Regions from separate parts of the Homo sapiens genome. Here region 2 is linked to region 1. A link is a loop called in an ENCODE intact Hi-C map of the cell type or tissue named here. Cell type or tissue: endothelial cell of umbilical vein. All regions are shown on one strand. Each heading gives the region's core, and the rest is flanking DNA. Links, peaks and the distances in the headings are about the cores only. Region 1 overlaps PABIR3 (PABIR family member 3). Region 2 holds the start of LINC02243 (long intergenic non-protein coding RNA 2243).

The links. A loop is a pair of places that touch in the nucleus more often than their neighbours do. Peaks named below come from ENCODE experiments on the same cell type or tissue, not always from the same donor. Only the 100,000 strongest peaks of a DNase experiment are listed, where the experiment ranks them.
Region 2: it touches region 1 in a loop (12-fold over the local background); 1 of 110 quality-filtered maps calls a loop at or near these places.

What each region holds. Positions count from the first base shown.
Region 1 is chrX:134,815,739-134,827,594 of GRCh38, forward strand. All of the region lies in intron 3 of PABIR3 (PABIR family member 3), which reads left to right. Among named protein-coding and RNA genes, the nearest start is that of PABIR3, 14 kb to the left of the region's middle. In endothelial cell of umbilical vein, for the core only: no CTCF peak of the experiment used is centred there; a DNase peak (open chromatin) is centred at 5,773; H3K27ac peaks cover 2,158 bases.
Region 2 is chrX:134,944,975-134,956,830 of GRCh38, forward strand. It overlaps LINC02243 (long intergenic non-protein coding RNA 2243), which reads left to right and starts at 4,575. Exons shown (of 3, transcript NR_134925.1): 1 at 4,575-4,681; 2 at 5,226-5,561; 3 at 7,891-8,408. In endothelial cell of umbilical vein, for the core only: no CTCF peak of the experiment used is centred there; DNase peaks (open chromatin) are centred at 4,057 and 4,497; H3K27ac peaks cover 1,602 bases.

The DNA of each region.
Region 1 (11,856 bases), core at 3,281-8,280:
ACATGATCTCGGCTCACTGCAACCTCTACCTCCTGGGTTCAAGCTATTCTTCTGGTCAGCCTCCCAAGTAGCTGGGACTACAGGCGTGCACCACCATGCCCAGCTAATTTTTTTGTATTTTTAGTAGAGACAGGATTTCACCATGTTGGCCAGGCTGGTCTCGAACTCTTGACCTCAAGTGATCTGCCCACCTCGGCATCCCAAAGTGCTGGGATTACAGGTGTGAGCCATTGAATCCAGCCTTGCTGAGTATTTTTATCATGAAAGTGTGTTGAATTATTTCAAGTGCTTTTTCTGCATCTCTTGGGATGATCATGTGTTTCCCCACCTTGTTCAATTAATATGGTATATTACATTGATTTTTTTCCATGTTGAATTACCCTTGCATTCCTGGGATAAATCTTTTTGTATCTGTATTCATAAGAGATATTGACCTGTTGTTTTCTTGTGGTATCTTTTGCTAGCTTTGGTATCAGAGTAATGCTGGCGTCATAGAATGTATTAGGAGGTACTCCTTTGTCTTCTACTTTTGTAAGAGCTTGAGTAGGATTTTATGTTGATTCTTGTTTTTTGTTTGTTTGTTTTTGTTTTTGTCTTTTTGAGATGGAGTTTTGCTCTTTTTGCCCAGCTGGAGTGCAGTGGCACGATCTTGGCTCACTGCAATCTCTGCCTCCCGGGTTCAGGCGATTCTCCTGCCTCAGCCTCCTGAGTAGCTGGGATTACAGGCACCCGCCACCACGCCCAGCTAATTTTTTGTACTTTTAGTAGAGACGGGGTTTCATCATGTTGGCCAGGCTAGTCTCAAACTCCTGACCTCAGGTGATCCACCCGCCTTGGCCTCCCAAAGTGCAGGGATTACAGGTGTGAGCCACTGTGCCTGGCCTGGTGTTGATTCTTTAAATGTTTAGTAGAGTTCAGCATTGAAACCATCTGGTCCTGGACATTTCTTTGTTGGGAAGTTTTTGATTACAGACTCTATCTCTTGTTATAGGTTTGTTGAGATTTTCTATTTCTTGAATCAGTTTGGTAATTTATGTGTTATGTGTTATGTATTATAGATTTCTCTTATAATATGATTTGTAATGTGATAGAATCTCTAGAATACATTTTAGTGAAATGTTATAGCTTGATACCAATTTAAAAATATTGCTCGTGGCCAGGCGTGGTGGCTTACACCTGTAATCCCAACACTTTGGGAGGCCAAGGCGGGAGGATCACCTGAGGTCAGGAGTTCAAGACCAGCCTGGCCAACATGGTGAAACCCCATCTCTACCAAAAATACAAAATTAGTTGGATGTGGTGGTGCATGCCTGTAATCCCAGCTACTGGGGAGGCTGAGGCAGGAGAATCGCTTCAACCCGGGAGTTGGAGGTTGTGAGCCAAGATCGCGCCACTGCACTCCAGCCTGGTGACAGAGTGAGACTTTCTCTCAAAACAAACAAACAAACAAACAAAAACAAAAAAAAATATTGCTTGCTAATCTTAAAACTGGACATTTTCTTCTTCATAGAATGATATTCAATATTGTTCCCACAAATGCATTAATTTTATAGTGGGAGAAATTATAACTGTTCATTAAATAAATATTTCTTCTTTCTACTCATTTACTCATCCATTCAACGATATTTGTTGAGCACCTGCTTGCCTCTCAAAGCCTTCCATACCTATCCAGTCTTCTACTCAACGAAGCCAACATAGTGGTTTAGGACCCACTATGTATTAGGCCCTGATCTAGTTGCCAGGGTTGATCTAACTGAGTTTGGGGAGGAGATAACATCTTAGTTGAGATCTTACTGATGTGAGAGGGTTAGCTAGTTTGGGATATTGGTGGCAGGGGTAGACAATATTCCTGGTAGAAAACAGCATGCTTGAAGTCCTGGAAAAGGAAGTGTGGTGTATAGATAAAAGAGTGTGTATAAAATTTGAAAGAAGTGCATTTTAGCTACAGTGAAAGCAAAGATACAGTGGTGAGAGATGTGGTTGAAGAAGTAGACTAGTGCAATATCTTGTAGGGCCTTCAAGTCATGTTAAGTATTTTGCACTTTATCCTAGGGTCAGTGAGAAGCCATTGAAGAGTTTTGAGCCAATGATTGACATGATCAGATTTGTTAAAAGATTGCCCTGGCTGCAGAGTGGAAAGTGGATTGGAAGAGGGCAAACGTATATGCAAGAAGATCAGATAGGCTACTGCAATCACCCTGGCAAAGAGCTGATGGTAGCTTGGACTAGTGTGATGGTAGTGGAAATAGAGAAAAGTTCCAGATTCAGGAGAAATTTCAAAGATGGAATCAATGGACGGTGGGAAACAGTGGAGGCAAACCTGACTCCTAGGTCTCTAGCTTGGGCAGCTGATGGGATGGTAGTGACACAGAATAAGAAGGGACCATTGCAAGAAGAGTAGATTTACAAAGGAGGATGAGTTTAGCTTTGTACATGTTACATTGGAGGTTCTCTTGGACCTGTAAACTAGTGATGTTCGATGTACTAGTTTGAAGCTCAGGAGTGAGAGCTGGACTAGAGATAACCATTTGGGAATCATTGGTAGATTGTTATTTAAAACTGTGGGAATTAATGATATGACCTACAAAGAGAGTATAGAAAGAGCAGAGAAGAAGTTGCAGGACAAAACTTTAAAAATCACCAACACTTAAAAATCAGTCAGAAGAAGAGTGATGGACTAAGTAGAGAGGCAGGAGGAGGCTTCAGAAGAGAGTAGTACCATGAAAAAACAAGGAAAAGTAGTAAGTCATATGCTGTCAAGCCGTCAAACAGACTGAAAAGTGTCCTTTGAATTACCAAAACAGATATTACTCATGAATTCTTATATTTGAAAGCACTTTCAGTAGAAGGAGGAGTGGGGTGAGATTAAGCCAGATTTGATTTTGAAGAATAACTGAGAGCCAAGGACCTATAAATGGCACTGTACATCCAGGCTCAGTTATTTGGGAGGCAAATCCCTCATCTGTAAAATGGGAATGTAAAAGTAACTGCTTTGTAGGTTTGTTGTGGATTACCTTGGTCAGTATGAAGCACTCAGCACAGCACTGGCACATACTAAATGCTCAATAAATATGTGGGTTTTTTTAAATCAGTAATAGTACATATAGTCAGCAACCGGTGCACCTGGCTTTTTAAAAATTATAATTTTAAAATCTTTTTTTCTAGTACCAAATACTTAAAGGATATTTTTTCTTTCTTTTTTTTTTTTTTTTTTTTTTTATTTGAGACAGATCTCTTGCCCAGGCTGGAGTGCAGTGACGTGATCTCGGCTCACTGCAACCTTCGCCTCCTGGGTTCAAGCGATTCTTCTGCCTCAGCCTCCTGAGTAGCTGGGACTACAGGCACGCGCCACCACACCTGGCTAATGTTCGTATTTTTAGTAGAGATGGGGTTTCACCATATTGGCCAGGCTGGTCTCAAACTCCTGACCTCGTGATCCGCCTGCCTCGGCCTCCCAAAGTACTGGGATTACAGGCATAAGCCACTGTGCCCGGCGATTCTTGGCATTTTAAAAATGCATAACATTCCTTAGGAATTCTAGGCTCCTAATTTGCATAACGTTCAGTTTAATATAATGTATATTTAAAATAAACCATCTTATATAACAGATTGTGTTTGGCAGAATTGAAGTCATTTTAACTTATTGGATGATGGGGATTTCAAGGCTTGTTGGTTTAGCTTGCTATAGCAATACTATGCATATGCTTTTATTGTGTCTAAGTATCACTTCATTATTATTATAAGACATAAGTAAGTATATACTTACCTTTAGTATAGAACTGCTGAATTTTCTAGGAGAATGACATGATGAATTAGAATGCTTTTGGCAAAAGCAGTAAAATCCAATTAGAAGAGACTTAAACAGCCTGGGCGAGGTGACTCAGGCCTGTAATCCCAGCACTTTGGGAGGCCAAGGTGGGCGGATCACCTGAGGTCGGGAGTTCAAGACCAACCTGGCCAACATGGTGAAACCATGTCTCTCCTAAAAATACAAAAATTAGCCGGGCATGGTGGCATGCGCCTGTAATCCCAGCTACTCAGGAGGCTGAGACAGGAAAATCGCTTGAACCCGGGAAGTGAAGTTTGCAGTGAGCCGAGATCACGCCACTGCACTCCAACCTGGGTGACAGAGTAAGACTCTGTCTCAAAAACAAAAACAAAAGCAAACAAACAAACAAAAAACAGAGAGACTTAAACAATAAGGAGCAATAAGGAGCATTATTATCTCAAATAATAAGAAGCCCCAAGAAAAGGAGGTTCTAGGCCGGGTTAGTTCAGTGGGCCAATGACATCATCAGAGACCCAGGTTCCTTCTATCTTTCCACCCTACCATCTTCAGCAGCCACAGTTAATTATGTAACTAGTAATTAGACCCAGGGTTCAAAATCAATGGATAGCAAGCTCTTATATATATTTAAAGATGTCGAGAAGGATATCTATCAACCTATCTTTAGTAGATATCTCTGGAGCATGACATTATAGGCAGAATTTTATTTTTACTTTATGCATTTCTATACTAGTTGGATGTTTTTCACAAAGCATGAGCAATACAGGTGTTTTCATTTCTAGTAGATATTATATTACAAAATAGAAACATTATTCTTGAAAAAATACAAATATTATTGAATGATATCATAAACTATAAGTTTAATGGTTATGTCCTATACTGGTCTATCCTTAAAATTGGTGCCACAGGCATCTAAAGTAGCCAAATTCATAGACACAGAAGGTAGAATGGTGGTTGCTAGGGGCTGGGAGGAGGAGGGAATGGGGAGTTGTTGTTTAAAGGGTACAGTTTTGCAAGGGTACAATTTTAAAGGGTTTCAGTTTTGCACGATGAAAAGAGTTTTGGAGATTGGCTGCACAACAGTGGGAATGTACCTAACACTGCTGAACTGTATACTTCAAAATGGTTAAGATGGTAAGTTTCACGTTAGTGTATTTTACCACAATTTTAAAAATTGGTGCTGCTTTTCATGTATTTAAATATGGGTAAAACAGGCTGGGCACAGTAGCTCACGCCTGTAATCCCAGCACTTTCAGAGGCCGAGGCAGGCGGATTACTTGAGTTCAGGAGTTTGAGATTAGCCTGGTCAACATAGTGAAACCCCGTCTCTACTAAAAATACGAAAAATTAGCCAGGTCTGGTGGCACGCGCCTGTAATCCCAGTTACTTGGGAGGCTGAGGCAGGAGAATCTCTTGAACCCGGGGAGTGAAGCTTGCAGTGAGCTGAGATCCCGCCACTGCACTCCAGCCTGGGCGACAGAGACAGACTCCATATGAAAAAAATATATATATACACATATATATGTATATATATATATTTTATATTATATGTGTGTGTGTGTGTATATATATATATATATGGGTGTGTGTGTGTATACATACGTATATAGGTAAAACCGTGTTTTAGAAACAAATCACTGTGACAGAGGGCATTGAAGAGCCATGGGTTTTTGTGTTGAATGAACACAAAAATAAAGATGCGTATTTTCCAAGCATTGTAAAAAAAAAAAAAAAAAAAAAAACTGTTCCCTCACAATTATTTTGTTTAATTAAGTGCAAATATTTTCTTCACTTCTCTCAGGAAATTACTTCACCCACTTCTGTTGAACAGAAGCCCAAAGACCTCTTCTGACCTTGAGACTATGCCTTCTCCCAAATCGCCCCTTTGCTTTATCTCCTAAGAACTCTGAAGTTGCCATGCCTGTTCCTTTCTCTCCCACCAGGAATTCTGGCACTTCTGCTCAAGCCGGATGTCACTGCGTCACTTCTCCATCCCCACCCCCTCCTCTTCCAAAGGAAGCAGGGGAAATGTCTCATCTTCCTAAGAGAAAAGGTTGTGCTTTTCTTGAGCAATTCATCTGTTCTAATTTTAGGCCTACTGACATCTGTCTCATTAGGTTTTGCTTTTCCTATTGGCAACCACAAACCCCAAATCTAGTGTATGGCCCACAAAGTTGCAAGCATGTAATACATTCCTGATCCTGCTTTATGCCCTGCACATCTAGCCCATGTTCAGTTCATGTTAAGTAGCATTATAAACCATCTTAAATCATTTCTGAAACTAGGCAGAGACATTTATAAACACAGTGTACAACCCTTTGTTTAGGATTTTCTGAGCATTTTATCTCTAGTTACTATAGTAGGAAATGGCTTAAAAACAGCAAACCTAGGAAAATGAAAAATAATTTTTAAAAATCTTAATGTCTTTACAATATGAATTTTCTGTGATCTCTCTTAAATGGAACTAAGCTTGGTTTTTCCTCCTATCTTAATCCTTTCACTGGAGATAATTCTTAGTAATTAGCTTCACCCAGCACCCTCCCTAACCTCCCGCTACTTCTACTCCCAGCCACCTTCACACCATGACATCATTCCTTGGTGCTGATACTCTTGGTTCCTTCCAAGGACTTTTCTTTCTTCCTGGAGTGTGAGAAAAAGGCACAGTGGGAAATTTACACAAAAGATACCAGTGATGTTTATTACATCTCAGTGAAGTCATTATTTCTATTTTAATACTTTGTTTCATGTGGAAAAATTATCTAAGGTAATTCCTTTGCAAACGCCACTTGTAGTACTTAATTTGGGGAGAATTCTCTTCCAGAAGCCTTGTTTTCTGCAATTAATTTCTCACATTATTACTAAAAGAATCAGCCAATACAAGATTTGATCCACATTTTGTCCAATTAAAAAATTCTTGTAGCTTATGATTCTGTAGCTCAAGTTCAAATCCTACCTACCTCAGACATTTCACACTATCTCCCTGCTGGTGTCATCAATTTCAGTCTATCTTCTCATGATTTCCTGGATGAAGTTTTTCAGTGGGAAATCCTAAGCCTTTGCCTGAACCTAAATTGGTTCCTTCCCATCCCTTAGGTATAAATTAAAAATAATCTCTTCTAGGGAAGTCTTTCATCATTATTTTATGAAGGAAATTTGCCATACCATGTTTTCTCACTTATAAGTCGGAGCTAAATGATAAGAACTTATGAACACAAGGAAACAACAGACACTAGGGTCTACTTGAGCGGGGAGGATGTGAGGAGGGAAGCAGAAAAGATAACTATTAGGTACTGGGCTTACTACCTGGGTGATGAAATAGTATGTACAACAGGCCAGGCGCGGTGGCTCACACCTGTAATCCCAGCACTTTGGAAGGCCAAGGTGGGCAGATCACCTGAGGTCAGGAGTTTGAGATCAGCCTGGTCAACATGGTGAAACCCCATCTCTACTAAAAATACAAAAAAATTAGCTGGGCATGATGGTACGTGCCTGTAGTCCCAACTACTCAGGAGGCTGAGACAGGAGAATTGCTTGAACCTGGGAGATGGAGGTTGCACTGAGCTGAGATTGCACCACTGCACTCCAGCCTGGGTGACAGAGCGAGACTCCGTCTCAAAAAAAAAAAGAAAAAATATGTATAACAAATCCTGGTGACACATGTTTACCTATGTAACAAACCTTCACATGTACCCCCAAACCTAAAATAAAAGTTAAATAAATAAAAAATTAAAAAATAGAAAGTAATTGTCTTATTTATGACATGTCATTATAATACAGCCAAAGTGTCATAATTTCTATAGAAAGTATATGTATACATTTAAGTTCAGGTTATATATCTTTTTCATTAGATTATAAACTTTATAAACCATAGTGTTTCATGTTATATATTGTGAATTTTCTGGGCATTTGATTGATGCAGATGTGAACCTTAGTAGCATGAATTAAACGTATTAAAATTCTGCCTCTTCAAAGGTGTGTGTGTGTATCTGTATATATGTGTATATATATGTATATTTGTATACGTGTATTCTATGTACATATATACATATATACATACACGTATACATATATATGCATATACATGCAAAATGTATACATGTACACATATATATCCATGTGTATATGAGAGTTTTTCAGGAAAACCTAAATTTTTCAGATTCTGTTCATGCCACTGCACAACTTCTCAATTAGTGTTATTAAAGGGAAACACTGAGGAAGAATCTCCAACACTGTATAAATCACAATGTTTTCTGCTTGCTTTGAAAGTTTGATTATTTTTATAGTATGCCTTAAGAATGGGCACGTAAATATTTTTTAAATTAGCAATATTTGGGGTTCAAAGTAAAAAAGAAAAAAAAGTCACAGTATCTAATGTTGAGAGGGTATGAGGAAATAGGTATTCTAATACACTACTGGGAAGTAAATTTGTATAAGTTTTCTGGAGGGCAGCTTGGTGATATGTATCAACAACCTTGCAACCCAGAAACTCCAGCTCTATGAATTGATCCTAAAGAATTAATTAAGGATGTGCACAAACATTAGCTTAAAAGATATTATTACAACATTATTTATAAGAGCTAGCAAAAAATATGGCAACAGCCTGAATGTCTAACAATAGGGAATAGGTCAATCGAAAGAGCCTTCGTTACGTGTATTTGAATTCCAGTTCTAGCAATGACTGCATAACCCCTTGGACAAGTTGCTTAATCACTGTAGCCCTCAGTTTTTCTGAGGCAAAATGAAGGTGATAATAATGCCTACCTCATGGGGTTGCTGTGAGAATTGAGTGAGATAAAACGTGTGGCACATAATAAAAGTGCTGCTTATTATTATGGTACGTCCTTACAGTATAATATTCAGCACTTAAAATGGTGTTGCAGATGAATTTTAACATGGAAAGACTCAGAATGTATTAAATTATATATATTGAGTATATATGCTTTATAATGAGAAAAAATGTGAGCCTATTTCTGTTAAAAACAAAAAGATCAGGGCCAGGCCCGGTGGCTCATGCCTGTAATCCCAGCACTTTGGGAGGCCAAGGCGGGTGGATCACTTGAAGCCAGGAGTTCGAGACCAGTCTGGCCAACATGGAGAAACCCTGTCTCTACTAAAAATATAAAAATTAGCCGGGCGTGGTGGCGCACGCCTGTAATCCCAGCTACTCGGGAGGCTGAGGCAGGAGAAATGCTTTAACCCAGGAGGTGGAGGTTGCATTGAGCCAAAATTGGGCCACTGGCCACTGCACTTTAGCCTGGGTGACAGACTGAGATTCCTTCTCAAAAAAAGAAAAAAGAAAAAAAATAAAAGATCAGGACAAACAGGCAGAGCATAGGGGAATTTTAGGACAGTGAAACTATTCTGTACCATACTATAATGATGGATGCATGTCATACAAAACCCTTAGCATGTCCAACACCAGGAGTGAACCTAAATGTAAACTATGAACTTTGGGTGGTAATGATGTGCCAATGCAGGTTCATTGGTTGTAAAAAATGCACCATTCTGGTGAGGGATGTTGGTAGTGGGAGAGGCTGCACTTGTGTGAGAGCCGGAGGGGGGTATGTGGGAACTCTTTATAATTTCTGTTCAATTTCGCTGTGAACTGAAGAGTGCTCTAAAAAATAAAATATATTAAAAATAAATAAATGAAAGTTCAAATAGGAAAAGACTGGAAACTGCTGGGTAACAGGGGACAGATAGCCTAGTTTTATAAATACTTAGCATATAATTCAAATTGTTTATGTATCATTAAAGGATGTATTCTAGAGTGTTTGATGATGGTAGTAATAATGGTGGTAGTAGTAATAGTTACCATTTATTTAGCACAAACTCTGTGCCAGGTGCTGTGCTAAACACATTACATGTATTATCACCATTATCACATTAAATAGATGCTTAAAACAGCAACTCTAGCATGTTGTTCATAACACTATTGCCTATAGCAACAAATTATATATCCAATGTATCCCTTTAATATAAGTTTTATCCAGAAAAGATTTCTGACTTTTGTTAGAAGGGTCAGCTAGTAGCATTATTGATTTGAATTACAAATTTCCTTAAGATATCAACCCTGGAACATGATTAGTACAGGCCAGTCTGAGTTATGCGCCAGTCAAGAGTCCACAACTGTCAGATTTTTTTTATTATTATTATTTTTTGAGTCAGTCTTGCTCTGTCATCCAGGCTGGAATGCAGTTGATCTTGGTTCACTGCAACCTCCGCCTCCCAGGTTCAAGTGATTCTCCTGTGGCAGCCTCCAGAGTAGCTGAGATTATAGGCGCCTGCTACCACGCCCGGATCTTTTTTTTTTTTTTTTTTTTTGTCTTTAGTAGAGATGGGGTTTCACCATGTTGGCCAGGCTGGTCTTGAACTCCTGACCTCAAGTGATCTGCCTGCCTTGGCCTGTCAAAGTGCTAGGATTACAGGTGTGAGCCACCGCATCCAGAGTGACATGTTTATACCCATTCTCTGGATAGCAATAGAACCAGGCTCAGGGCTGATGATATGTATCTGAGTATATCTATTCCAAAGTTAAATAGATGGTGCTATTAGGTGTAACCTGCTCTTCTCCTATGTATAACAGAGTAGATCATTTTCCCACAGTTCAAACTCTTTGAGCATGACATTTAAAGCTTTCTAATATCTTCACGCTTTTGGCCTCAGAGTCCTTTCTCCCTCCACGAACTTGGTGTGCCACTCACACAGGGCCAGTATCCTGTCTTAAAACATGCCAAGCACTTTCACTTTTCTGTTGCTTATGCTGGCAAACTCCTTGTTCTGAAGGTCCAACTGAAATACCACCTTATGCCTTTCTTATTTGTCTTCCACCTCCCAGCCCCTACACACACCCACTTCATCTTTGCTTTTTATTCCCACCCCACTTTGCTTTCATTTGACATGCACTTCCTTGTCTCTTATATAAAATCTGCTTCCAAGACTGGTTTCTTCAGTGGATTGTAAGGTCTCTGAGTAATAACTGAGGGTAATAACAACAGCTTATTAGCTGTCTTTTTTTTTTAAGAAAAAAATTCTCTCATTCCCCTCTGAGCAGAAAAATAGCTCATTAAACATAGCAAGTATTCAAAAAATAGTGAAATACTTAACAGCTAGCCATATTTTGACAATAGCGAATTATTGTGGTGAAGTAGTTGTTGCTAATTGTCAAATAAAATTTATATGTAGTAAATTTTCAGTTACCCACATACCAATTTTCTATTGTTATTTTTACAACCTTGGCTGTTTCTTCTACTTTCTAGCAAATGATTTGAAAAAAAACAAACTGATTTTAATACTTTAAGCAACATATAATTAGTGAGGTGATATATTCCTTAAGCAGCAATATGATACATTTTAAAACCCAACAAAAATTCAGACTATCTGCTTCATAGAAACATTTATTTATCCAACACATACTTTATTTTATGTATGTATTTATTTATTTATTTATTTGGAGATGGTGTCTTGCTCTGTTCCCCAGGCTGGAGTGCAGTGGCACGATCTCAGCTCACTGTAAGCTCTGCCTCCCAGGTTCAAGTGATTCTTCTGCCTCAGCCTCCTGAGTAGCTGGGGTTACAGGCACCCGCCACCATGCCTGGCTAATTTTTGTATTTTTAGGAGAGACAGGGTTTCACTATGTTGGCCAGGCTGGTCTCAAACTCCTGACCTCAAGTGATCCACCCGCCTCCGCCTCCCCCTCCCGAAGTGCTGGGATTACAGGCATGAGCCACCACACATGGCCCAACACATACTTTTTGAACACTCATCTTCCCTCCACTCACTAACTCACTCCTCTTACTGCCTTTCATGGCCACACTCCATCTATTGGTTTCTACTGGGAACCTTAGCAACCTCTTTTTCAACCTTCTGGTCATTTCTCCAATCTACCTCCTTCTCTTCACTCTCCCTTTTTCATTTAGACCCTCACCATCTGTGACCTGGCCTGTGACCCTGCGTCTAGTCCCTCTTCCATCCACCATCAATGTGTTCTGCATGATGTTGCTAGGGTTACCTTTTTAAAGCAGATATGATCTTGTTTAAACAGCTTTGAGGTTTAAGAACTCAGAGGA
Region 2 (11,856 bases), core at 2,549-7,548, 130 kb after region 1:
TCATGCCTGTAATCCCAGCACTTTGGGAGGCTGAGGTGGGCGGATCACCTGATGTCAGTGTTAGGTCTCTGAGCCCAAGCTAAGCCATCATATCCCCAGTGACCTGCACGTATACATCCAGATGGCCTGAATCAACTGAAGATCCACAAAAAAAGTGAAAATAGCCTTAACTGATGACATTCCACCATTGTGATTTATTTCTGCCCCAGCCTAACTGATCAAAGTACTTTGTAATCTCCCCCACCCTTAGGAAGGTTCTTTATAATCTCCCCCACCCTTGAGAATGTACTTTGTGAGATCCGCCCCGTGCCCCCAAAACATTGCTCTTAACTCCACCGCCTATCCCAACACCTATAAGAACCAATGATAATCCCACCACACTTTGCTGACTCTCTTTTCGGACTCAGCCCGCCTGCACCCAGGTGAAATAAACAGCCATGTTGCTCAAACAAAGCCTGTTTGGTTGTCTGTTCACACGGATGCGTGAGACAGTCAGGAGTTCGAGACCAGCCTGGCCAACATGGTGAAACCCCATCTCTACTAAAAACACAAAAAATTAGCTGGGCGTGGTGGTGCATGCCTGTAGTCCCAGCTGCTCAGGAGACTGAAGCAGGAGAATCGTCTGAGCCTGGGAGGCAGAGGTTGCAGTGAGCGGAGATCTGTCACTGCACTCCAGCCTGGGTGACAGAGTGAGACTCTGTCTCAGTAAAAAAAAAAAAGAAGCATTTACAATCTATTCTCTCTGAAGCCTGCTACCTGGAGGCTTCATCTGCATGATAAAACTTTGGTCTCCACAACCTCTTATCACATCTCAGACATTTCCTTTCTGTTGATACCAGGTCTTCAGATAAACTCAACCAATTGTCAACCAGAAAGTTTTAAATCTACCTATAACCTGAAAGCCCTCCTCCCTGCTTTGAGTTGTCCCACCTTTCTGGACCAAACCAATGCACATCTTAAATGTATTTGATTTAAGTCTCGGGCCTCCCTAAAATGTATACAACCAAGCTGCACCCTGAGCACCTTGGGCAAATGTTCTCAGGATCTCCTGGGGGCTGTGTCACAGGCCATGGTCACTCATATTTGGCTCAGAATAAATCTCTTCAAATATTTTAAAGAGGTTGACTCTTTTTGTCGACACAAACAAATATTTATTGTGCACCTAGCAGGTGGCAGGCTTAGTCCTAGATGCTGGGGATGCAGCAGTGAATAACACAAAGTTTTACCCTTATGGAGCTCACATTCTAGGGGCGGAAGGAAGAAAAATAAACAGCAATTTCATATATTACCTTTGTGAGGTCATAGTAAATACTAAGAAAGATAAAGCAGAAGAAGAACGCAGAGATCAAGTAGGGTAGATGTCAGGCCTCAGAGTCCAGGCTAAGCCATCATATCCCCTGTGACCTGCACGTATACATCCAGATGGCCTGAAGTAACTGAAGAATCACAAAAGAAGTGAAAATGGCCTGTTCCTGCCTTAACTGATGACATTACCTTGTGAAATTCCTTCTCCTGGCTCATCCTGGCTCAAAAGCTCCCCCACTGAGCACCTTGTGTTCCCCGCCCCTGCTCGCCAGAGAACAACCCCCTTTGACTGTAATTTTCCTTTACCTACCCAAATCCTATAAAACAGTCCTACCCCTATCTCCCTTCGCTGACTCTCTTTTCGGACTCAGCCCTTCTGCACCCAGGTGAAATAAACAGCTTTATTGCTCACACAAAGCCTGTTTGGTGGTCTCTTCACATGGATGCGAGTGAAAGTAGAGACATGCCATTTATGATATGGTGTTCTGTGAAGCAGTGGAGAAAAGACTGAAGGAAGTGAGGAAGCCGCAAGAAAACCTGGGGAGCCTGTGGTGGTTCACGCCTGTAATCCTAGCTTCTCAGGAGGCTGAGGTGGGAGGATTACTTGAGCTCTGGAGTTTGAGACCAGCCTGGGCAACATAGTGAGACCCTGTCTCTACAAAAATAAAAAATTAGCCGGGTGTGATGGCACATGCCTGTAATCCCAGCTATTTGGGAGGCTGAGGCAGGAGGATTGCTTGAGCCTAGAAGGTTGTGGCTGCAATGGGCCATGATCTGGCCACTGCGTTCCAGCCTGGGGACAGAGTGAGACCCTGTATTAGTCAGTTTTCACACTGCTATACCCAAGACTAGATAATTTATAAAGAAAAGAGGTTTGACTCACAGTTCAGCATGGCTGGGGAGGCCTCAGGAAACTTAAAATCATGGTGGAAGGCAGAGGGGAAGCAAGGCACCTTCTTCACAAGGCAGCAGGAAGGAGAAGTGCTGAGTGAAGGGGGAAGAGCCCCTTATAAAACCATCAGATCTCGTGAGACTCACTCACTATCACAAGAACAGCATGGGGGAAACCACTCCCATGATCCAATTACCTCCACCTGGTCTCTCCTTTGGCATGTGGGGATTATGAGGATTACAATTCAAGATGAGATTTGGGTGGAGACACAAAACCTAACCATATCAGACCCTGTCTCTAAAAAATAAAAATTTAAAAAAAAGAAAAGAGGCCGGCGCGGTGGCTCACGCCTGTAGTCCCAGCACTTTGGGAGGCCGAGGCGGGCAGATCACGAGGTCAGGAGATCGAGATCATCCTGGCTAACATGGTGAAACCCTGTCTCTACTAAAAATACAAAAAATTAGCCGGGCATCGTGGCGGGCACCTGTAGTCCCAGCTACTCGGGAGGCTGAGGCAGGAGAATGGCATGAACCCGGGAGGCGAAGCTTGCAGTGAGCCAAGATCGTGCCACTGCACTCCAGCCTGGGCTACAAAATGAGACTGTGTCTCAAATAAAAAAAAAAAGAAAAAAGAAAAAAAAGAAAGTTTGGGGGAAGAGCATTCCAAGCAGAGGGAATAGTAATTGCAAAGGCCCTGAAGTGTATAAAAGCTATTTAGAAGTTCAATGTGCCATTCAATAATGAGAAGCTGACCTCAGGTGGGTTGGTTGGTTCTATAATCTGAGCCCAAAAAGCAAGGACCACTTTCTCTTTCTTTCTTGCTTTCTTCCTTCCGTCCTTTCTTTTTTTTTTTCTTTTTTTTTTTGACAGAGTCTTACTCTGTTGCCCAGGCTGGAGTGCAATGGCACTATCTCAGCTCACTGCAACCTCCGTCTCCTGGGTTCAAACAATTCTCCTGCCTCAGCCTCCCAAGTAGCTGGGATTACAGGTGTCCGCCACCATGCCCAGCTAAGTTTTTGTAATTTTAGTAAAGATGGGGTTTTGCCATGTTGCCCAGGCTGGTCTCGAACTCCCGACCTCACGTGATCGACCCGACTCAGCCTCCCAAAGTGCTGGGATTATAGGTGTGAGCCACCACACCTGGCTGCAAGGACCACTTTCTAGGCAAGAAAACCAATAAAAGAAGAAATTCTGAGAAGACAACACTGGCTAAGTAGGGAAGGCTCTGTTACCAGAAGGCTCTATTGTAGAAGGGCCCAGATGCCAGAAAATGGCCCTGAGCCAGGGAGCCAATGTCACTCTGGAAACAGGTCAGTAGTGTGAAGGGAGAGGCTCTTTCAGATGTCCCTGGCATGAATATTGTGGCAAGCAGAATAATGGAGCCCCAAAGATACCCATTTTGTAACTCCCAGCATCTGTGAATATGTTACATGGCAAGGAGGTGTAAGCTAAAAGAATCCAAAGTCCCTCCACCGACTGAAGGGACTCCTTCTTGGCCAAGGAGACCTCTCACAAAAACCTTAAAGACTGAATTCCTGGCCATGACAAGAAGTGAGATTGAACGTGCCTCATTATACCCCCACCCCTTTGGAGCTTAGGCACAACTGACCAGCATTAAGGTTAAAATAGAGATCATAACACTGACAAAACAGACTCTTTATGACTAAGATACCCAATTATAAACAAGACCTAAGGCTATGCAAGTCAAAGGTTAAATTGCAGTTGCCAGTCATTGATCTTGTGACATAGCATCCTTATCTTAAAACATTCCTTTCTGTTGACTCCCAAGTTTTAGACAGAGCTTTACTCCTTTAACCAACTGCAAGTTAAAGAATCTCGGAGGCCACCTATGACCTGTAAACCCCCACTTCAAAATATCCAGCTTTTTTTGGCCAAACCAATGTATAAACTCTATGTACTGATTTATGACTTTGCCTGTAACTTCTACTTCCCTGAAATATATGAAACAGAGTTGTGACCTAACTGCCTCATGACCACTTACTCAAGGCTTCTTGGATTTGTGTTTCTTCCTGGGCCCCAATCACTCATGTTGGCTTAGAATAAGTCTCTTTAAAATATTTTAGAGTTTGTTTTTTTGTTAACTGAAGAATTAAGTTTGTAGGTGGAATTAAGGTTGCTGATCAGCTGACTTTGAGATGGAGCGATTATCCTGGATTATCCAGGTAGGCCCAATATAATCATAAGGATCCTTATAAATAAACAAAGGAGGCAGGGAAATTTGTGTCAGAGTGATTTGATATGAGAAACGCTCAACCTATGCCTTTGAAGATAGAGAAAGTGGGTCAGTCATGAGTCATGTGGTGACCTCTAGAAGCTAGACAAAGCCAGGAAACGGATTCTCTTCTGCAGCCTCCACAAGGGAATGAAGGCTGGCATCTAAACTCAATCAGCAAAATAAATTCAATAAGGAAGATTTGAAGATCAAAGACCTTCCTCTCTCTGGCTTCACATTTCTCATCACTAGGTCAGTGATGTTCAAATCATTTTTAGGTGATAGTTTTATGTGTCAACTGACTGGGCCATGGAGTCAAGAGGGTTTGGTCAAGCATTATTCTAGGTGTGTCTGTAAAGGTAGGTAGGTGTGTGTGTGTGTGTGTGTGTGTGTGTGTGTGTTTTAATATAGAGATAGGGTCTTGCTCTTGCTCTGTTGCCTAGACTGGAGTGCTGTAGCATGACTATAGCTTACTGCAGCCTCAGCCTCCCAGGCGCAAGCAATCCTCCCATTCCAGCCTCCCAAGTATCTAGAACGACAGGTGCATGCCAACACCTCTGGCTAATTTATTTTAATTTTTTTTTTGTAGAGACAGGGTCTTGCTCTGTTGCTCAGGCTGGTCTCGAATTCCTGGGCTCAAGTGATCCTCCTGCCTCAGCCTCACATAGCCCTGGGATTACAGGTGTGAACCACTGCACCCAGCCTGTAGGGTGTCCCTGCATGAGAATAATATCTAAATCAGTAGGCTGAGTAAAGCAGATTGCCCTTCCTAATATGAGTGGGCCTCATCCAACAGTTGAAAGCCTGAAAGAACAAAAAAGCTGACCCTTCCCTGAGTAAGAGAGAATTCTTCCTGCGTGATGATCTTCAATCTGGGACATTGACTTTTTTTCTGCCTTTGGCCTGAAACATTGGCTCTCCCTGGGTCTCGAGCCTGCGGGCCTTTGGACTGGAACTAAATTATCAGCTCTCCTGGGCCTCCAGGTTGTCTATTCACCCTGCAGATCTTTCAACTTGCCAGACCCCATAATTATGTGAACCAATTCATTATAAAAATAAATCTCGATTGCTGGCAAGATGGCCGAACAGGAACAGCTCCGGCCTGTAGCTCCCAGCGAGATCGACATAGAAGGTGGGTGATTTCTGCATTTCCAACTGAGGTACCTGGTTCATCTCATTGGGACTGGTTGGACAGTGGGTGCAGCCCACGGAGGGCGAGCCGAAACAGGGTGGGGCATTGCCTCACCCGGGGAAGTGTAAGGGGTGGGGGAATTTTCACCCCTACCCAAGGGAAGCCATGAGAAACTGAGCCTGAGGAACTCCAGCACAGATACTGCGCTTGTCCCATAGTCTTCACAACCCACACACCAGGAGAATCCCTCCGGTGCCCACCCCACCAGGGCCTTGGGTTTCAAGCACAAAACTGGGTGGCCATTTGGGCAGACACCCAACTAGCTGCAGGAGTTCTTTTTTTTTTTTTTTTCTTGAGATGGAGTCTCACTCTGTCGCCCAAGCTGGATTGCAGTGGCGCAATCTCGGTTCACTGCAAGCTCCACCTCCCGGGTTCACGCCATTCTCCTGCCTCAGCCTCCCGAGTAGGTGGAACTACAGGTGCCCACCACCATGCCCGGCTAATTTTTTGTATTTTTAGTACAGATGGGGTTTCACCGTGTTAGCCAGGATGGTCTCGATCTCCTGACCTTGCGATCTGCCCGCCTTGGCCTCCCAAAGTGCTGGGATTACAGGTGTAAGCCACCGCACCCGGCCTGCAGGAGCTCTTTTTTTTTCCATACCCCAGTGGCGCCTGGAACACCAGTGAGACAGAACCATTCACTCCCCTGGAAAAGGGGTGCAGAAGCCAGGGAGCCAAGTGGTCTGGCTGAGCGGGTCCCACCCCCATGGAGCCCAGCAAACTAAGATCCACTGGCTTGAAATTCTCGCTGCCAGTACAGCAGCAGTCTGAGAGCGACCTGGGATGCTGGAGTTTGGTGGGGGGAAGGGCGTCCGCCATTGCTGAGGCTTGAGTAGACCGGTTTTACACTCACAGTGTAAACAAAGCCACTGGGAAGTTCGAACTGGGTGGAGCCCACTGCAGTTTAGCAAGGCTGCAGTGGTCAGACTGCCAGATTTCTCTTCTCTGGGTGGGGCATCTCTGAAAAAAAAGGCAGTAGCCCCAGTCAGGGACTTACAGATAAAACTCCCATCTTCCTGGGACAGAGCACCTAGGGAAAGGGGTGGCTGTGGGCGAAGCTTCAGCAGACTTAAAGGTCACTGCCTGACAGCTCTGAAAGAGAGCAGCAGACTTCCCAGCACAGCATTCAAGCTCTGCTAAGGGTCAGACTGCCCCCTCAAGTGGGTCCCAAATGGAACCAACCCAAATGCCCATCAATGATAGACTGGATAAAGAAAATGTGGCACATATACACCATAGAATACTATGCAACCATAAAAAAGGATGAGTTCATGTTCTTTGCAGGGACATGGATGAAGCTGGCAACTATCATTCTCAGCAAACTATCACAAGAACAGAAAACCAAACACTGCATGTTCTTACTCATAAGTGGGAGTTGAACAATGAGAACACGTGGAAACAGGGGGGGGAACATCATACACTGGGGCCTCTCGGGGGGTGGGGAGCTAGGGGAGGGATAACATTAGGAGAAATACCTAATGGAGGTGACGGGTTGATGGGTGCAGCAAACCACCATGGCATGTGTATACCTATGTAACAAAACTGCACGTTCTGCACACGTACCCCAGAACTTAAAGTATAATAAAAAAGAAAGAAAGAGAAAAAAGAAATGATTGATGGTGTTTTTCAGAGGACCCCAGTCCCATTATCTGCCTTGGAAATGGGACTGGGGTCCTTTGAAAAACACCTTTTATCATTTCTTACGTTTTTTTTTTTACACAATTAATACCATACCACTGCAGAAAATGTGTATCAGTAAAAAGGAAATAAAACCACTGGCATTTCTACCACCCAGAGAAAAAAATAATAATAAATCTCTTTTGGCCAGGCTCGGTGGCTCACACCTGTAATCCCAGTACTTTGGGAGGCTGAGGCAGGTGGATCACTTGAGGTCACGAGTTCGAGACCAGCCTGGGCAACATGGCAAAACCCTGTGTCCACTAAAAATACAAAAATTAGCCGGGCACGATGTTGTATGCCTGTAGTCCCAGCTACTCGGGAGGCTGAGGTAGAAGGGTCACTTGTGCCTGGGGAGTGGAGGTTGCAGTGAGCCGAGATCGTGCCACTGCCCTCCAGTCTGGATGACAGAGTGAGACTCTGTCTGCCTCCCCTAACAAAAAAAATTTTGAACAAATGTAAGTGCATTCTTCCAAGGACAATTCCTCTTTGGAGAGTTGGTGGACCAGAAGATGTTGTGAAATGTGAGCTCGCTGGATGTTGAGTTTTCCAGGTGCTTAAGTCCTCACTGTGCTGCCCTTGTGACCTTCAGGCCTAGGTCATCAAGATGCACAGCACAGGACAGAAGCCCCTCTAGTCCTGCACCTGGTGACATGGAACTGCTGTGCTGGTCCACACAGACACAGCCTCCAACCAAGCCTGGCTCCTACCCATCACAGTTCTGTAGGCTGCCCATTTGCAGAAGGCCTTCCATCTGACACTCCTCCTCGCCTGCTTGTTCTCCAGCCATGTTGTGGCCAATTTGCCATGAGGAGGTTGCAGTGGCCAAGACTGTTGGAAACTGTGCGGTGTAGCTGGGAGAGAAAGGACACACTCTAAATGTTCTTACTGCCTGTGACGATGCAGCTACAGCGATGTACTAGCTGCTCACAAGCCTGTTCCTTCTTCCATTGTAGGGCATGAAGAATTCCCTTATCACTGGGTAAGAAGGGGGAACAGAAGTTTTTCTCATGCCTAATTTTGCGTTTTCAGTAAGGTCTTTTTCAGCTTGTCCAGGAGAAACTGGAAAAAAAAAGATACTTGAAATAAACTGAAGGACATTTAAACAAAGAAACACTTGAAATAAATTGAAAAGAATTTTTTTTTTCTTTTTTAACATTAACATATTTTGCAGGAAGAAAAAATATAAAGGACACTAGGGGCAAATAAATTTCTGTGTTTACAATAGCAAAGACCTGGAACCAACCCAAATGCCCATCAATGATAGGCTGGATAAAGCAAATGTGGCACATGTACACCATGGAATACTATGCAGCCATAAAAAGGAATGAGATCATGTCCTTTGCAGGGACGTGGATGGAGCTGAAAGCCATCATCCTGAGCAAACTAATGCAGGAACAGAAAACCAAACACTGCATGTTCTCGCTTATAAATGGAAGCTGAACAGTAAGAACACATGGACACAAGGAAGGGAACAACACACACTGGGGCCTGCTGGGGTGGCAGGGGGAGGGAGAGCATCAGGATAAATAGCTAATGCATGTGGGACTTAATACCTAGGTGATGGGTTGATAGGTGCAGCAAACCACCAAGACACACGTTTACCTATGTAACAAACCTGCATGCCCTGCACATGTATCCCAGAACTTAAAAAATATGTGTGTGTGTGTGTGTGTGTGTGTGTGTGTTTAAATGGAAAACCATCAACCAAGAGAGAGCAGTATCCACTCGCAGATTCGGATCCCAGAGTCCTGAGGCCTTACATGTCTGGAATCAATGCATTCTCAACTGGTCCTGTAGTAAGATGCTCATGGGGTTTGTCTTCAAACTCACTGTTAGAGGACTTTTTAAATCACAGGCTTAGCAAACCGGCCAAATTACTGCCACTCTTCTAGGTGGGAACTCTCAGCTGTTGCTGAAGGCCCCAGATGTTCCTGTGCTACTCATTCAGATTCCTCACGGTCACTTACACTCCTTCCTTTTTTGACTAGCAGGAAACAGCAGGATGGGCCAGATTCTCACTTGCCTATCTATCGCTCTTGGATGATTCTTCTCAATTGTGATGCTTCTGTGGCACATTGACCATCTGTACCTCTAGAACCTACACAAGGGATTGCTTCTTCTTCTCCTTCTCCTTCTCCTTCTTCTTCTTTTTTTTTCCTGAGAGGGAGTCTCGCATTGTCGCCCAGGCTGGAGTGCAGTGGCAGTCTCGGCTCACTGCAACCTCCAACTCCCTGGTTCAAGTGATTCTCCTGCCTCAGCCTCCTGAGTAGCTGGGATTACAGGCATGCACTACCATGCCCAGCTAATTCTTGTATTTTTAGTAGAGATGGGGTTTCACCATGTTGGCCAGGATGGTCTCGATCTCCTGACCTCATGATCTGCCCGCCTCAGCCTCCCAAAGTGTTAGGATTACAGGCTTGAGCCACCGCGCCCGGCCAGGGCTTGCTTCTTTTAACCAGCCACGGGCTGGCTTTGTCTGGTGACCTTATCTGCCTGCTATTTCACTGTTCCTGCTTCCATTCACCAATTCCAGTGGTGTAGCATGCTTTCAGCCCTTGGCCGGCGGACCAGCAAGAAGATGGACCTTTACATTCAAGCAAAGGTGGCTTTATAACAAGAAGAACTGAAGGCTGAAACAATCTCTTGCTGCTGCAAAGAACAAATTTTGTGTTTCTTTTTCTAATCTTGAAAAATGACCTCTTGAAGAGATTCCATGCTACTTTCTCTTTCTCCCTGTATGGGACCTTAATGTAGCACAGTGAGACTCAAAGAGGTGCACATTTTCTATTACCAGTGCTCTGGGCTGTGGGGCTTTCAGCTGCTGCTGCCAAAATCTGGTCGTCTAAAATTCTTCCAGTAGAGGCTAAAAGATGATACAATTCCTTAGGGTTCTTAATCGCCACCTGGTTGTTTTCCTATTCTTTGCTATCTACCTGCGCTGGCTTGGAAACCTGCTAAGAAAGGCACAATGTGGTGCTTAGGGCATCTCCAGAAGCCCAAGACCATCAGGCAATTGCCATGTATTCAGAGGGAAGTTTTTTTTTTTTTTTTTTTCATCTGCAACTCAGGAGCTGGGCCTCTGCTACAGGCACTTACAAATGATGTTTTCATTTTAAAAGACTTAACAATCTGATATTCAATATGGCTCATGGTGGAGCTCCAGCATTTCTCCCTCCCTCCTGGTTTACCTACAGAGGTAGACTCAGAAGGAGATTGTGGTCTGCGTTTCCTGTTAGGAACGTATCAGTGCTCATCTTATTATTATAAGCCCCTTACTTTTGCGAATTTAAAGTAGTACTGACAAGCCTGGATTGTGAAGTGGGCTTTGCTTGGTCCTTAGGAGGCTAGCCTAGATTTTGCCACTGGGGAAGATCAGTTTTCAGTTTCCCACAGTATGCTGTTTTTTTTTTTTTTTTTTTTGGAGACAGAGTCTCACTCTGTTGCCCAGGCTGGAGAGCAATGGCATGATCTCAGCTCACTGTAACCTCCACCTCCCGGGTTCAAGCGATTCTCCCTGCCTCAGCCTCCAGAGTAGCTGGGATTACAGGCGACCACCACCATGCCGGGCTAATTTTTGTATTTTTAGTAGAGACGGGGTTTCGCCATGTTGGCCAGAATGGTCTCCAACTCCTGACCTCAGGTGACCCTCCCAAAGTGCTGGGATTACAGGAATAAGCCACCATGCCCGACCAGTATGCTGCTCTTGTAGTGGCCTTCTTGAGTCCACTCTTACCTCTTGGTGTAGAAGTTACACTGCTATGTCAGTGTAACTTCTGAGGTCAATGTTTCCAAGTGAGATGAAGCCAGTGCTTTGAGCTGGGCTTTGAGCACAAGTGAGCAAACACCAACATTCTCACACTCTTTTTTTTTGAGACGGAGTTTTGCTCTTGTCGCCCAGGCTGGAGAGCAATGGCACGATCTCGGCTCACTGCAACCCCCATCTCCCGGCTTCAAGTGATTCTTCTGCCTCGGCCACTCCAGTAGCTGGGATTACAGGCTCCTGCCACCACATCCGGCTATTTTTCTTTTCTTTTCTTTTCTTTTTTTTTTTTGTATTTTTAGTAGAGACAGGGTTTCACCATGTTGGCCAGGCTGGTCTCAAACTCCTGATCTCAGGTGATCCACCCACCTCGGCCTCCCAAAGTGCTGGGATTACAGGCATGAGCCACCGTGCCTGGTCCCAATTTGCTGTTTCCCAGAAAATCTTATTTCTTTTTATTTAGAGAATGCATGTCTTTTGTGTTAAGAAACCAAAGAGAAATAAAGAACACTTCTTATATATATATATTTTCTATATAATTCCATATAGATCCACCTAAGGTTTTATTAATTAAATGAGAAGAGAATTACTGTTTTTAACCCTAAAGGGTATTGATTATGGTAAAACTGTCAATAAAAAATGGGTTGCAGGCTGGGCACGGTGGCTCACACCTGTAATCCCAGTACTCTGGGAGGCAGAGGCAGGAGGATTGCTTGAGGCCAAAATTTTGAGACGAGCCTGGGGAACATGGCAAGACCTCATCTCTCCAAAAACCTTATTTATTATTTACTTTTA